Regions from separate parts of the Homo sapiens genome. Here region 1 is linked to region 2. A link is an interaction called in ENCODE POLR2A ChIA-PET data of the cell type or tissue named here. Cell type or tissue: GM12878. All regions are shown on one strand. Links, peaks and the distances in the headings refer to the core of each region. The heading gives the core; the rest is flanking DNA.

Region 1 (7,584 bases), core at 1,992-4,491, 150 kb before region 2:
AAATCCTGCTGGATTTAATGTTATGCAAATAACTCCAGATAAACGCACTTTTTTCTGGTTAGAGTCTCAAGATGTTTTAATGTGAACTATAGAGAAAATAAGTGTCCTAAAAACTATGAGAGCCGAAGTATTTTACGGGGAAATTATCTGTAGTGACTGCCCACTATGTGCTTACCCATGCTTTCTCGCGTCGTCGTTATTTTGTGTGGTTGTGTAAATCAGCCCTTCCCTGGTTAACAATGACCTGGGAGTTGGTTAGCCCTGGGGCTCCCTACCCCATGGAGATTCTGATTCTCTAAAACTGGGGTGGGGCTCAAATTTGCATCTTTAACAAGTACCTCTGGGGATTCTAATGCTGGTGGCCCCTTTGAGAAACAGATTTAAATGTTGCCCTAGGAGGAAGAGGGGATTTTAGGTCACAACAGAGTTCTCAGCACACTGTTTTGTTTTGTGAATTGGCATTTTACCCAATTGTCAGTCATAACTTCACTTTTATTCCCTTTCCCTGAGACTGGGTCTCGGCCTGTCACTCAGGCTAGAGTGCAGTGGCGTGATCACAGCTCACCGGAGCCTCGGCCTCCCAGACTCAAGCAATCCTTCTGCCTCAGCCTCTGGCGTAGCTAGGAGTACAGGCACTCTCCACCATGCCTAGCTAACTTTAAAAAATTTTGTAGAGAGCGTCTCACCAGTGACCCACCGAGCCTGGCCAATCATAACTTTTCTATTTCATTTTAAATGATATCTCCTGAGTTGTAAATTGGTAGACCTGTATTATTATCAGATGCCCTGGTGGGTTTAAGCAGCCTGTGATAATAATGAAGCTTTAACTTAGCTGATGAAGTCGGTTAACCAACTTCAAGCCATAACAATTCCTAGAATATTGAATCAACCTTTAGCCATCCCCCTCCTCTGAGCCACCTTGAAAAGATAGCCAGTGGAGACATTGTATTTCTAAGAAGCCATTCCGTACTTCCAAAGTTCCCCAATTTTAATGACATTGGGATGGAAATTCAAATTAAGACAAGGTAATGAAGACTGAGTTTTTGGGCTGAATTTGAGCGAAACTCCCCAAAGTTGTTTCATGTGGGACTCTGCCTTCAACACAAACAAGGACAGCTAGAACTAGGTGAGGCTGTGCATCTGAGGGCCTTGCCAGGTCTTCCCTTCTGGTTTCACCTCTAGTTGGCATCTCTCTCTAAATGGAGCTGAACAGGAGCCACCTGGAGGCTTTCCAGGTACCTGTCTGGATTGTATAAAAACAGCTAATGCTGTGCTGTGGAGGGGAGTACAGTAATTTTCAGACAGAGCTGAAATGTTTGTGGCTGTGTCTCCCAGACCATGCCAGGGCTTCCATTTCACTCCCAGGGTTAATTGGGTGAAAATGTGGGAGACACATGGCTCAAACCCACAGAAAGCTTGCAAAGATGTAGGAATCCCCAGGAGCCAGGGCAAAAAGGATGAAAGAGAAGAAGGTGTTTAGTATATTCAGGAGTCCCCACTGTCCCTCATCTGGCTGAGCAGCTCCTGCCACCACACCATGAACAGTCTTGCTGCCACCTGGCTTGGCAGCCCTCCTTCCCTCTAGCGGGTTTGCAAGGAGTCTTCAGTTTGGGGGTTACTCTGGGGGTTACTCACAGGTACAAACCCTTTCTTTAACTCAGTGGTCACTAGGTAAATGAGATCATATGATATTATAAGCCAGTTGTATGTATTGTTAATGACAGTATGCCCTGTGAGAGAACAAAGGGCCTTGGGATCTTTCATGAGGTTACTGGGTCAAATTGCCATGCGACCTAGGCCAAGTTTGGATCTTTTTTTTTTTTTGAAACAGAGTCTCTCTGTCACCCAGGCTGGAGTGCAATGGAGTGATCTCAGCTCACTGCAACCTCTGCAACCTCCGCCTCCCGGGTTCAAGTGATTCTCCTGTCTCAGCCTCCCGAGTAGCTGGGATTACAGGCACCTGCCACCAAGCCTGGCTAATTTTTGTATTTTTAGTAGAGACAGGGTTTCGCCATGTTGGCCAGGCTGGTCTCGATCTCCTGACCTTAGGTGATCCACCTGGCAGTTTGCATCCTTTTTTAAAAAACGGAGTTGGAGACTATGGCTCACTAGCTTGTGCATTTATTTATTATGTTTTTGGATGGGAAACTAACTTGGTAAGCCACTTTTTTTTTTTTTTTTTTTTTGAGATGGAGTCTCGCTCTGTCGCCCAGGCTGGAGTGCAGTGGCGCGATCTTGGCTCGCTGCAAGCTCCGCCTCCCGGGTTCACAGGATTCTCCTGCCTCAGCCTCCTGAGTAGCTGGGACTACAGGCGCCTACCACCATGCCTGGCTAATTTTTTGTATTTTTAGTAGAGACAGGGTTTCACCGTGTTAGCCAGGATGGTCTCGATCTCCTGACCTTGTGATCCACACGCCTCAGCCTCCCAAAGTGCTGGGATTACAGGCGTGAGCCACTATGCCTGGCCACCACTTCTTATTTTTAAATTGGCATAATAACTGTATATGTTTAGGGGGTACAATGTGATGTTTGGTATATACATACATTGTGGAATGATTATATTAAGGTAATTAACTTAGATACTTATGTTTTTTGTAATGATAATGTTTAAAATATTTAAAATCTGTTCTCAATACATCATTAACAACTGTGGTCACCATGCTGTGCATTAGCTCTTGAAAACTTAAGTCTTCCTGTCTAACTGAAACTTTTAACCGACATCTCCCCTTGCCCCTCCCCTGCACCCACCCCTGTCCCCAGCCCCCCGCTCCAACCCCAGCCTCTGATATTCTACTCTCTACTTCTACTCTAGTTCTCTTCTCTCTACTTCTATGAGATTAGCTTTTTTAGATTCCATATATAAGTGACATCATGTGGTGTCTGTCTTTCTGTGCCTGGCTTGTTTCACTTAGCATAATAACCTCCAGTTTCATCCCAGTTGTTGCAAATGACAGGATTTCCTTCCTTTTAAAGGCTGAATAGTATTCACCCATGCATATATGGCACATTTTGCTGTCTTGTAAACAATGCTGCAGTGAATATGAGAGGACAGATAGCTCTTTGACATACTGATTTCAGTTATTTGGGGTATATATACCCAGAAGTGGGATTGCTGGATCATGTGGAAGTTCTGTTTTTGTTTTGTTTTGTTTGAGTTTCTGTCACCCAGGCTGGAGTGCAGTGGCACCATCTCTGCAACCTCCGCCTCCCAGGTTCAAGCGATTCTCCTGCCTTATGCTCTGGAGCAGCTTGGACTACAGGCTCTCGCCGCCAGGTCCAGCAATTTTTTTTTTTTTTTTTTTTTTTGAGACTGAGTTTTGCTCTTGTTGCCCAGGCTGGAGTGCAATGGCGCAATCTCAGCACACCGCAACCTCCGCGTCCCGGGTCCAAGTGATTCTCCTGCCTCCACCTCCCGAGTAGCTGGGATTACAGGCACGTGCCACCATGTCCCGCTAATTTTGTATTTTTAGTAGAGAGAGGTTTCTCCACGTTGGTCAGGCTGGTCTCAAACTCCCGACTTCAGGTGATCCGCCTGCCTTGGCCTCCCAAAGTGCCGGGATTACAGGTGTGAGCCACCGCACCCAGCCAGGGTAGTGCTGTTTTTAACTTTCTGAGGAACCTCTGTGCCCTTGGCTCCATAATGGCTGTACTAACTTTAAGGTTGTGCATTTTAAATGAGTTGATACAGGGAAGCATCCAGGCCAGTGCCTGACTTACTGTATCCTTACATTTGGCAAGTACACATTGACTATCTGTCTTGAGCTCAGCTTTGTGCTCAGTTAAATGCAGGCCTTTCCATATGTGACAAATGAATGTGCTGACAAGCAGAGATTCGCCTGGAGTTGGCCTCCTCCCACATTTGCCTCTGAGTCTTGGCTTAGCTGGCTCTCAATATGGGGCTGGTTTTTTGTTTTGTTTTGGGAGTGTAATGTTTTATATATTTATGGGCTCAACCAACTGTGGATTGAAAATATTAGAAATAAGGCAATAAAAATTTCAAATGCAGTATAGTTATTGACATAATATTTACATTGTACTAGATATTCATAACCAATCTAGAAATGATTTAAAGTATATGGGAGGATGTTCATGGGTTGTCTGCAAATACTACACCATTTATATAAGGAACTTGAGTATCCTTGGATTTTGGTATCCAAGGGGGTCCTGGACACGCAGTCTTCCACAGATAACGAGAGACGACTGTACTTTATACAAGCATGGCAAAGAGCCACTTAATACTGTGTGACCTCATGTGAGTTAATCTCTTTGCCTTAGATTTTTAATTTGTTAAATAGAAATGATAGGTAGATACTTATGCTATACTGTGCGCATGATGAAATGCACAGATCTGAATATATGGTGAGTTTTGACAGTTGTGCACCCCAGGGTAGTGTGCATTTCTTTCTGCCCTCTTAGTTCTACAGGTCAGAGGAATCCTGCCAAGGGAGTTTTGCAAGGTCTGGCCCATAAACTCTTATCTTGTCTGCAGAAGTCAGCTGGTCTTGTCACTTCTTTCCCTGATAACCACCCCTCTTCCCTGGAGGGGTGGGGGCCTGAATCATCAGGGCATGAAGCCGTTGTGGAAGGTTCCCTCCGAAGAAATAAGGGGATTGTCTTTGCTAATTCTCTGCTATCTCTTTATCTCATATTTCTTAATACTGTTTTCTTTTTATGGTTCTTTTTGGGAAACGAGGCTCAAAAATACCCCTAGTTTTGTCTATGATTAGGGTCCTGAGGTTATTTTTCCCTTGAGCCAGGCAGTTTTAAAATGCCTGATGCCTCTTCATTTTTGCCCTTTAAAACACCAGCCTTGGCCAGCTGAATGAAACCTGGGGCAGTGGCCAGGCTGTGGACCCAGTGGAGTCTGGGGATGGCGGGAATCACCTTGGTTAGCTGAGACTTGAGGTCACAGGACAACCAGAAAGCTGAGCTTTCATGTGGTAGTGTCATGGAGCAGTGGAAACTTGTGGATTTCAGAGCCCTGCCAGACACATCCCTAAGCCCCTAAACCCCAATCCCTCACCCCTATTCAATGAGTTCCCTGAAGCTCTGGGGGTCTAGGGTTGGAGAGAGGTTAAGATGATATTTAAATTTTTTCAAACACTCTTATTTTAGGAAATGGGAAAACATGGGATCCTGGCCCTGGGCAGTCAGGGGAGCCTTAAGCTGGGGGTACTAAGTGGACAGGGGACTTAAGGGCATGATAACTGCAAGTGAATTTAAAAAGCTGTTATGTTGGAAAATAAGCCCCTCAGTTTGGATGGATAAGGTCAGAAGGAACCCAGTCTTGTGGAGCTACTACTTGGTAGTTAAACATTGTTTCATGGTGAAGGTAGAGCGAGTTCATTTACCTGCCTTAGATTAGAAACGCTGGCACTGCAGTTTCCCCCAGGACTAATTTTTAAACAGTGTGGTTAGAGGAAGGATCTTGCATAGGGCCTGGAGTTTTTTTGGTTTTTTTTTTCTTTTGAGACAGAGCCTTGCTCTGTTACCCAGGCTGGAATGTAATGGTGCGATCTGAGCTCACTGCAACCTCGGCCTCCAGGCTTCAAGCAGTTCTCCTGCCTCAGCTTCCCCAGTAGCTGGGATTACAGGCGTGCACCACCACGTCCAGCTAATTTTTGTATTTTTAGTAGAGATGGGGTTTTGTCATGTTGGCTGGGCTGGTCTCGAACTCCTGGCCTCAAGTGATCCACCCGCCTCAGCCTCCCAAAGTGCTGGGATTTACAGGCGTGAGCCTGGCCTAGGGCCTGGAGTTCTAATCCTTATTTCTTAATTAAACTGTGGCTGTTTTACCAGGTAAACAAGCCTCCTTCCCCTTCCACTTTTTTTGTCCGGTGGGGTAAGAGTTGGGTGCATTGGCTATGGATTCTTAACTTTTTTGTCAAGAACCCCTTTAAGAATCTGACCTGTGTACTTTCTCTCCAGAAAGAACTGCACGCTCAAAATTTTGCACACTAATTGAGGGGTTGCCAGGCCCTGAGATTGTCACAAGTTGTGCACACAAATTGAAGGTAGCTCCTATCTAGCTCCTAAGATTGTGTGGCTCAAAGCGTTCTTGGGGTATGTCTTCAGTGTCTTTCAAAGCAAGATAGTCATCTGTTAATTATGTATTGCCAAAAATGAAACAAAACCCCACGCATCTGGATGGTTTCAGAATTTAGGCCCTGTGGCATGGAGGTTCGTTGTCTTCCAGTCTCCCTCCGTTCCGTGCCTCTTTTCCAAAGGCAGGTAGTGGGACAGAAAGGTGTTGAGGCATCTGAGTTTAAAATACTAATCCTGTGGCAAATCTAGGGTTTTCTATAGGAGGATGTGGTGGTTAGCGGGTGAAGTTTGCATTGCTAATTGGGAATACAGATTTTTTTTTGTGTGCAATTCTCTAAAAGCAAGCATTAGGGAGGGTGAAAAGCTAAGAGGAAATTGTTTCCCAAAGGATTTTTGCAAAAGGCATTTCCCTTCCCCCTCCTCTTGTGTTTGACCTATTTATGTACTTTCAGAGTGTTGATGTCATAGTATTTCAAAGGGATATTGTATGTCTTGACTGGTAACTGCTTTTAAATAGGCCCAAAATACTCCGTCCTCCATTAATGATCAGCATGGCTCCCTCCAGGAATGGAAATTGTCAGATTGTCATAGAATGTTTTAGTCATCCTGATGACTAGAGTCATTCTCTCTCCTGCTTAATTCTCGACCTTCTTTTGCAACCACTGGAACATAACAGCAAATAAAAATAACCTTTAAGGAAGACTAGCTTGTGTAGATGAACATTCTTTGAATTTTAAGCTGAAATACTGAGTGCAGGATGGAGAGAACGCTGCTAAGCAGGGTATCTTGACCGGCTTGTTAGTGAGGGTTTTGTAGGGGGGACCATTCGCTGCCCTATCCGCCTGTTTCTCTTGTGGGATTAATCATTTCCTTTTGACCTTGTGCTCTGCCCCTAACATGTTGCATTGATCAGATCCCGAAATCTCAAGTCATTCTCCACCCCCACCACCCACCTCATTCTAATGAGACATCCTGAGGTGCAGGTTGGGGAGGGGTTTAAATAGAAAAGGTGTTCTCTATCAAAATACACAAAATGAAAAACAAATTATTATTTTTCAAAACAAGCCTCTCCACTTTCCTGTTTTGTTTTCTTATGGTTCTGTCAAGCTTTTTAGAAAGCTCCGCTTTCTCACTGTGACTATGGAAATGTTACTGGTTCAGCTTACACATTTTAAAACCTTGTGTTTCTCGGGCTGTGGGGAAAAAAGTTTGTTCTTTTTGATAAGCCTTACGTCTCAATTTCCTCCTCACTCTCACTTTTTAGAAAATTTCTTAAGTAGATGGTGAAATTTGAATTTCAGGCTACAATTAGTAAAAGAACTGAATACAGTTGGTAATAGAGTGGAATACAATGAACAAATGGCCAAGCCAATGAGGAGGATAAGGAGAATATGCAGAATTCACTGATTGGTATATTTCTCTCCTTAACTGAATCCACCCAGCTAAGTTCTTTGAAGACTTAGCGTTGTCCTCCTCACCTTTAATTAATGAAAGTGAACTGGCAAACTGGAAACTTTGTTTTTTGTTTTTGTTTTTGTT
Region 2 (7,584 bases), core at 2,470-4,969:
TCCTGGGGAATTTGCTGAGTGTCAAAACATGAATTAAACCAGAAGAGATATGATAGTGGGTTTTGTCTGAGAGGGATGCCCAGCCTTGTGAATAAGTCATCTTCCAGTGTGGAGGATTGCTTGCTCCCTGACCTGTATCCACTGGGGACCCACATATACCGGGCATTCTGCTCACCAGAGACACACACAAGACTCATGGGTCAATCACCAAAACCTGGGGCCACAGCTCAGACCTGATCTGTCATGTCAGACAAGGCTGAAATATTGTTCTTCTGTGTTGTGAGTTTTCTCAAATACAATACAAAACTTTCTCCTTGCAGCTCAATCAAGGCAATCTGCATAGTAAGAAGAGTGTGGGATTTGGAGGCAAGAGACTTGGGTGTGAGTTTCAGGCCCCTGATTTTGTGTAAATCACAATTCTTCCTACCTCTTGATTTTCCTAAACTGTAAACTGAGCTGCATGCCACCCGCCCTATTTCTTCAAAAGGTTCTTATAAAGACTGAATGAAATACTGTATGCAAAAATAACACATTAAAACCACTTTATGAATGTTATTATTCTTATTAAGCACCATCAAAGTTGAAGACATGAACCTAGAAACTTCAGAGGACAAAAGATATGTGAAAATAACCAATTTTTCAGGATACTACCATCTGGTTGGAGATAGCTCTGATCCCTGCATCTCTCCTGCCTCATCTCTGTTCATTCCAACCCCAGTCAGATTGAGGTACATGCCACCAATTTCTGGAATTCTCCATTGTCTCTCCAGACCCTGGATCTCTGCAGATGCTGCCTCCCTCTGAGAAGCACTTTCTGCTCTACTCATGCCTATCTTTTCTCCTTCTTCTCTTATTCTTCACCTGGCTCAACTCCAGGAAGCCTGCCCTGACCAGTCTCTGCTCCACATCAAGTCTAAGACTGGATTCAGCATGCTCACAGCACTCTGATCTCATCGCTGTCATTGTCTACCCCTCACAAGCTACATGGTTCATTAATAGATCTGTGCGCTCCCTGAGGGGCAAGAAATGTGTCCTACACAGTGGCATGGGGTTTAGAGTAAGTATTGAATGAATGTCTATTGGGTAAATGAAAAAAACAAAACAAAACAAACCCACCTACTAAAATAGTTAAATGCTGAGGGGCTTATCCATCACACTAGAAGGGATACACCCTGAAACCTTGGGGACTCCTCACTGGGCACTTCTTGGGACACTTCCTGATTTCAAAGTCCCCAGAAAAGAGGTCAGGTGGTCCACGACAGCCAAAGCACTCTGGTAAAAAGATCCTATTGCAGTCGGGCGCGGTGGCTCACGCCTGTAATCCCAGCACTTTGGAAGGCCGAGGCGGGCAGATCACGAGGTCAGGAGATCGAGACCATCCTGGCTAACACGGTGAAACCCCGTCTCTACTAAAAAATACAAAAAATTAGCTGGGCGTGGTGGCGGGTGCCTGTAGTCCCAGCTACTCGGGAGGCTGAGGCAGGAGAATGGCGTGAACCCGGGAGGTGGAGCTTGCAGTGAGCAGAGATCACGCCACTGCACTCCAGCCTGGGCGACAGAGTGAGACTCTGTCTAAAAATAATAATAATAATAATAATCGTATTGCTTAGTAAAAATTAAAGAAAGTTGAAGTAAATTGGACAGACTGCACCTCTTGATCAGAAATCGTATCAAAAGATTTCACCCAAAGAAACAGAAACCACATTGAGCTTTGTGTGCAGTGCCCATCATCTCATACCTCCATAAACTCTGACTGGTGGGGGGTTCACACAGTGGATTTCCTGCCTGTGTCCAGTTAATTCCCCTCAGTTAATATCTGGTGAGACCACCGGGGCCTGGCAATTTGCAAAAAGAGACAAAGGGATCCAATTCACTAAACACAGGCTAAATGAACCACTTAGCCAATGGCCTCCTGCTCCTTACCAGTGGGGCCTTGGACCTCAATTCATGCTTGCTGGGCTTTCAGACCTTTAGTGAAATGGATGGAAATACACAAATTGGAGTGTGCTACAACATAGCACTGGGTGCACATGTGATGATTTCTTAAAAATGGCCACACATTCTTTGTCATTTCTCCCATCCAAGGATGGGGATCTGTGTTTCCTCCCCTTGAATCTGGGTTATGACTACTTTGACCAGTAGAGTACAGTGGACTGATGCTATGTGACTTCTGCATCTAGGCCTTAAATGGCCATGCAGCTTCCACCTGCTTCTGTTGCAATGTTCACTCTCTGGAAGCTCCCTTCTGGAACATGCCATCAGAACCCAGCTACTGTGTTATAAGAAGCCTGAGTCACATGGAAAGACCACTTGTAGATGCTCTGTTGACTGTCCTAAGTGGCCTTAAACTTCAAGTCATCCTGGCCCAAATAGCAGGCAAGTGAGTGAAGGAATTGCCAGATGGTTCTGGTACCCAGCAGAAGCCCCAACGTCACAGAACAAAGACAAGCCATCCTTGCTGGGCTGTCCAAATTCCTGATCCATAGAATCGTGTGCATAACAAAATAGTTGCTTCATGCCACTTAAGCAGACTTACTGGTTTATTATGCAGCAACAGACAACAGCACACATTGCAACCCATGATGATGAGAAATGCCCCGTGGGCAAGGAATTCAATATGTTGGCACTGGAAAGTTGCTTACGTTTTGAGAACAAGCCAACAGAATCTTCAAGGAATCAGAGCACTGAAGAAGTCCACACTAGGGCCTTTAAGTCCAAACCCTGGATGTCGAGTCTTTTCCGTAGGCTCACGCTGCCCTCCAGCAGTCTCTGGTTAATGCTGGAGAGGCTTGGTGAATGATGCCCCTTCACCTTTCTACAGGACCTCTTCCTCCCCTTTGGGTCTGGTCTGTGTCATGTTTTATACTAGACTGTCTCCTTCACCTTTGTGTCCTCAGCCAAGCACAGTGGCTGGTCAGGAGGAGAACCAAGTTGTTGAACTGAACACAAAGGGATGCAGGGAAAGGATGGAGCATCCTAGGTGTCATTTCTTCCCTCTTGTCCCCCAGGTTTCCAGATGATCAGTTACCTGCTTCTGTGGTGGAATATGATAGGAAAGACTCAAACTAGCATTTAGTAAGCAGCTACTACATGGCAAATGCTATACAAGGTACTTTTATGATGACCTCATTTAATTTTAAAACCCCACAAGGTGGCCACCACATTTAGGAGAATAAGAAATTTAGACTTACACGATTCCCTTGCCCGAGACCATGCTGATGGAAAGTGATGGAGCAGGAACGTGACCCTGGGTTTCTGTCCTCAAAGCCTGTCCTGTTGTATCTTAGGAGACAGTGCTGCTGGTTTGGGAGTTTGGAGGAATGAAGCTGGTGGGAGGCCTGCTCACACGTGGGAAAGCCCCTTGTGGTGCAAACAGAGCAACTGTCTGGTGAGGAATCAGTTCAGAATCTTCACCGGGCATTCACAGACAACCAGAAAGCTGCTGGGCATCCACTTCTAACAAAGGTCAGGGCCAGTGGGCTGAAGGGCAAGGGACATCTGGGGAAGTATTGCTCAGTCAGACCAAGAGCAGGGGCTAGGCCAAAACCCAGAAACCACCTGGCCCCACTGTCTGGACATCGGGGCGATTTTCCTTGCAGCCCATGTGCTGATGGTCCACACCAGCTGTGTGTGCTACCACAGACCAGTCAGGATCCCTCAGACTGACTAAAAAGGTGATTTCAGAAAATGACTTCTTTTTCATAAAGGAGAGAAATAAAGACCACATGAGATCATTTCCTATTTGTGTCATTTGACAGAAGACATATTTCTTGTTGGGGAAACAATGAAAAAAAACCCCACCTCGGATTAGCATTAAACAATTTCATTCTGAATAAACTGGATTTGCTGAGAAACAAAGATAAACAGACTGACAATGACAGATAAAGAAAGTAGGTAGTGTAAGGTGGAGAAGGGAAGAGAGAGGACAGGAGGGATGATAAATCTGCAAATTCTAAGTGTGATTCTTTCTTTTTTGAGACAGGGTCTGGCCCTGCCACCCAGGCTAGAGTGCAGTGGTGTGATCTCAGCTCACTGCAACCTCTGCCTCCCAGGCTCAAGTGATCCTCCTACCTCAGCCTCTTGAGTAGCTAGGACTACAGGCATGCACCACCACATCCAGCTAATTTTTTTTTTTTTTTTTTTTTTTTTTTTTGAGACGGTGTCTCACTCTTGTCACCCGGGCTGGAGTACAGTGGCGCAATCTCGGCTCACTGCAGCCTCCGCCTCCCGCTTTCAGGCAATTCCCCTGCCTCAGCCTCCTGAGTAGCTGGGATTACAGGTGCCTGCCACCATGCCCGGCTAATTTTTGTATTTTTTAGTAGAGATGGGGTTTCACCATGTTGGCCAGGCTGGTCTCGAACTCCTGACCTCAGGTGATCCACCTGCCTCAGCCCAAAGTGCTTGGATTGCAGGTGTGAGTCACCGCACCTGGCCTAATTTTTGTATTTTTAGTAGAGATGAGGTCTTGCCATATTGCCCAGCCTAGTCTCGAATTCCTGGGCTCAAGCCATCCACCCACCTCGGCCTCCCAAAGTGCTGGGATTACAGGTCTAAGGGTAATTCTGCCTCCTCTTCATTATTCACTATCTTCAAAAAAGATATTCTGAAATTGTTTAACAGTTCCTTAAACAGTTCAATATAAATTACTATATGACTAAACAATCCCTCTCATGGGTATCTATCCAAGAGAAATGAAAACGGATGACTACACAAATAACTGTATATGGATGTTCATATCAGCATTCTTCATAATAGTCAAAACTGGAAACCATTCAAGTACCCATCAGCTGGCAAATGGATAAACAAAATGTGGTACATCCATACAATGGAATGCGACTCAGCAACACACAGGAACACATTCCTGAACATGCTACAACATGGAACAAACCTCACGGTATGCTGAGAGAGATCAGACACAAATGACTACATTGTGAGGCCGGGCACGGTGGCTGAAAGATAAATTTAATATAAAAGGTTTAGATAGTAGGTAATAAAAGTACTCCCCTTATTATTTTCCAAAGGTAGCATCCATAGAGAGAGTTGCATTTTCAATCAATTCGTGGACAGATCTGAAATAAGGTTATTGAGAGAAATCAAGAATGACTGAAGGCACATCTTATTTTAGGAAGAACATTGTAGCAGGCAAAATGTGTGCCCATGAGAGGCAGTGTAGAGTTGGATGGGTTGAGGGGAGTCCAGAGTCCAGGTGGCACTATCTATGTATTAAGATTCTGTTTTCTGGCCAGGCGCAGTGGCTCATGCCTGTAATCCCGGCGATTTGGGAGGCCCAGGTGGGTGGATAACCTGAGGTCAGGAGTTTGAGACCAGCCTGACCAACACGGCAAAACCCCGTCTCTGCTAAAAATACAAAAATTAGCTGGGCATGGTGATGCACGCCTGTAATCCCAGCTACTCTGGAGGCTGAGGCAGGAGAATCGCTTGAACCCAGGAGGCAAAGTTTGCAGTGAGCCAAGATCATGCCACTGCACTCCAGCCTGGGTGACAGAGCAAGACTCTGTTTCAAAAAAAAAAAAAAAAAAAAAAGATTCTGTTTTCCAAAAACTTCCTGGGTAAGGGGTGGCAGAGTGCTGTAGGTGGGAAAACCCATCCAAATTCCCTCACATTGATAAGACAAAACACTCTGGCTTTGGAGGGAGGTAGGCCAGGTTTGAAATCAACTCTGCCTCTTGCCAAAGTTTTAAATATTTTCAATTGTAAAATGGACTTATTGCTATTTGACCTTACAGTGTAGTTCTGAAGACTGAATGAGTGAAATATAAGGCAAGTGTACACGCTGATGAGGCAACCACACTCCACTGCTCGTGCCTTCTGGAGATTCTCTGCTTGTCTCTAGGGCAGGGGAACTGCAATTCACCAATGTACATATGCTTTAAAAGGAGTCATTTCACATTTCTTTCCAAAGCTTATCACTGTTTGGCCATGGTTCTTGAGTATCATTTTATGTTTTTGGTAACTGTGCAGTGGAGGAGTAATGAAATGAGGGTATGAGTCCATGTAGCACCTCCTTCGCCCTGTGATCTGCCCAAACATCAAATGGTGCAGAACATCTAGAAAAAGGTACTATGGAAAAACGTCCTTAACTAAGTTCCAGTGTTTGTTTCGGCTCATCTATGCCACTTGCAGCTGGCTCAACCTGTGTTTAAAGACTCACTGTTCAATCTCAGATATTTATTAGTTGTGCCTATGACAGAGGGAAAAATATACCACCAAGAAAACATTACAGATTGACATAAAAAAACTTTCCTTTCTCCCTCCTTAAAAACAAAACAAAACTACAGGGCCGGGTGCAGTGGTTCATAACTGTAATCCCAGAACTTTGGGAGGTCAAGGTAGGAAGATCACTTGAAGCCAGGAATTCAAGGCTGCAATGAGCTACAATCATGCCATTGCACTTCAGCCTGGGCAACAGAGCAAGACCCAGCCTCAAAAAAAAAAAAAAAAAAAATTACATATTCCCAGTATATAATTAAAAATACAGATAAGAAAAAGCAAGCAATCTCTCAAATACTTAGCATCCAGATATAAGTATATGAACATTTTTAAGTTATTCCTAACCTTTCTTGTGCAACACAAGCATGTATTAATATTTATGTATGCAATGTGTACCCGGACACTAGAGCCAGACTACCTGGGCTCAAACCCTGTCTCGCCACATACATCTGTGAGATCTGGTAAACCGGCAGGATGACAGTATATTCCTCAGTGTTCTTGTGAGGGGCAAGTGAGTTAAACATAAACTCAGAACTGTGCATGGTGTAGAACAAGTCCTCAACAAATGAGAGCTACTGCTCCATGTCAGGACAGGAATATCAGAAACACCACATCCTTTCCTATCTGTGCACATACACAGCACACACACACGTGCATGCCTGACTACTGACATGTGTATAGGCCTGTACTGTGTGAATATGTGAAGTTCTTATGTTGAAACACACAAAACGGGATCCAATTTAAGGTAATCTGTTTTTTCATGTATCAAAAAATTTGCATATAAGTATAGATCTCTCACCATTTTAGTGGCTAAAATACTATGCTTCTATATAGATATACCATACTATGTACACTGTGCAACTGTTAATCATTTAGATTGTTTGCATAATTGTTTTGAGCTGTATTTATAGGTTATCTAGTCCAAAAGCAAGTCAAATAACGATCAGAAAAGCAGCAGTCCACAGATCAAACCAAGACTATTTTCCATCCTTTTGAACTTCAAGTTAGTGAAGTGGTTTATTCAGCCCACTCAAGTCTAGTTATGATTTAAGTCAGACCATATAATTCAATACCTGCACATTAAAAACAGTGACATCATCATTTGAGTACAAATTTTATTTAACAAAAAGGTAACATGATTCTTCCAAAATAAAAATCACTACCACCTTTAAAGCTTCCATTCCAGCCCTGCAGATATGTATGCACGTTACTGTGCTGTCAGCCCCTCACACATTCCAGGTGGTCCCTGAAGGTGGGGCTTTGGCACTGCAGGGATGCAGGGAAACCTCAGGTGAAAATGCACATCCTAAATTCCTTTTCCATTTCCACATTCCAATCAGTGAAATGTGGCAT

Evidence for each region. ChIA-PET counts read pairs that join two places held together with the same protein. Peaks named below come from ENCODE experiments on the same cell type or tissue, not always from the same donor. Only the 100,000 strongest peaks of a DNase experiment are listed, where the experiment ranks them.
Region 1: POLR2A ChIA-PET joins it to region 2 with 5 read pairs; 2 of 35 experiments call an interaction of 5 or more read pairs at or near these places.

What each region holds. Positions count from the first base shown.
Region 1 is chr3:32,843,908-32,851,491 of GRCh38, forward strand. The region is part of intron 1 of TRIM71 (tripartite motif containing 71); the gene reads left to right. Among named protein-coding and RNA genes, the nearest start is that of TRIM71, 30 kb to the left of the region's middle. RefSeq lists enhancers at 1-354, 3,398-3,978 and a silencer at 3,630-3,924. In GM12878, for the core only: no CTCF peak of the experiment used is centred there; no DNase peak of the experiment used is centred there.
Region 2 is chr3:32,989,399-32,996,982 of GRCh38, forward strand. LOC107986072 (a long non-coding RNA gene) reads right to left here and starts at 3,285. Exons shown (of 2, transcript XR_001740633.2): 1 at 3,192-3,285; 2 at 2,523-3,034. It overlaps GLB1 (galactosidase beta 1), which reads right to left. Exons shown (of 16, transcript NM_000404.4): 16 at 7,219-7,584. RefSeq lists an enhancer at 3,389-3,508. In GM12878, for the core only: no CTCF peak of the experiment used is centred there; a DNase peak (open chromatin) is centred at 3,573; H3K27ac peaks cover 1,366 bases.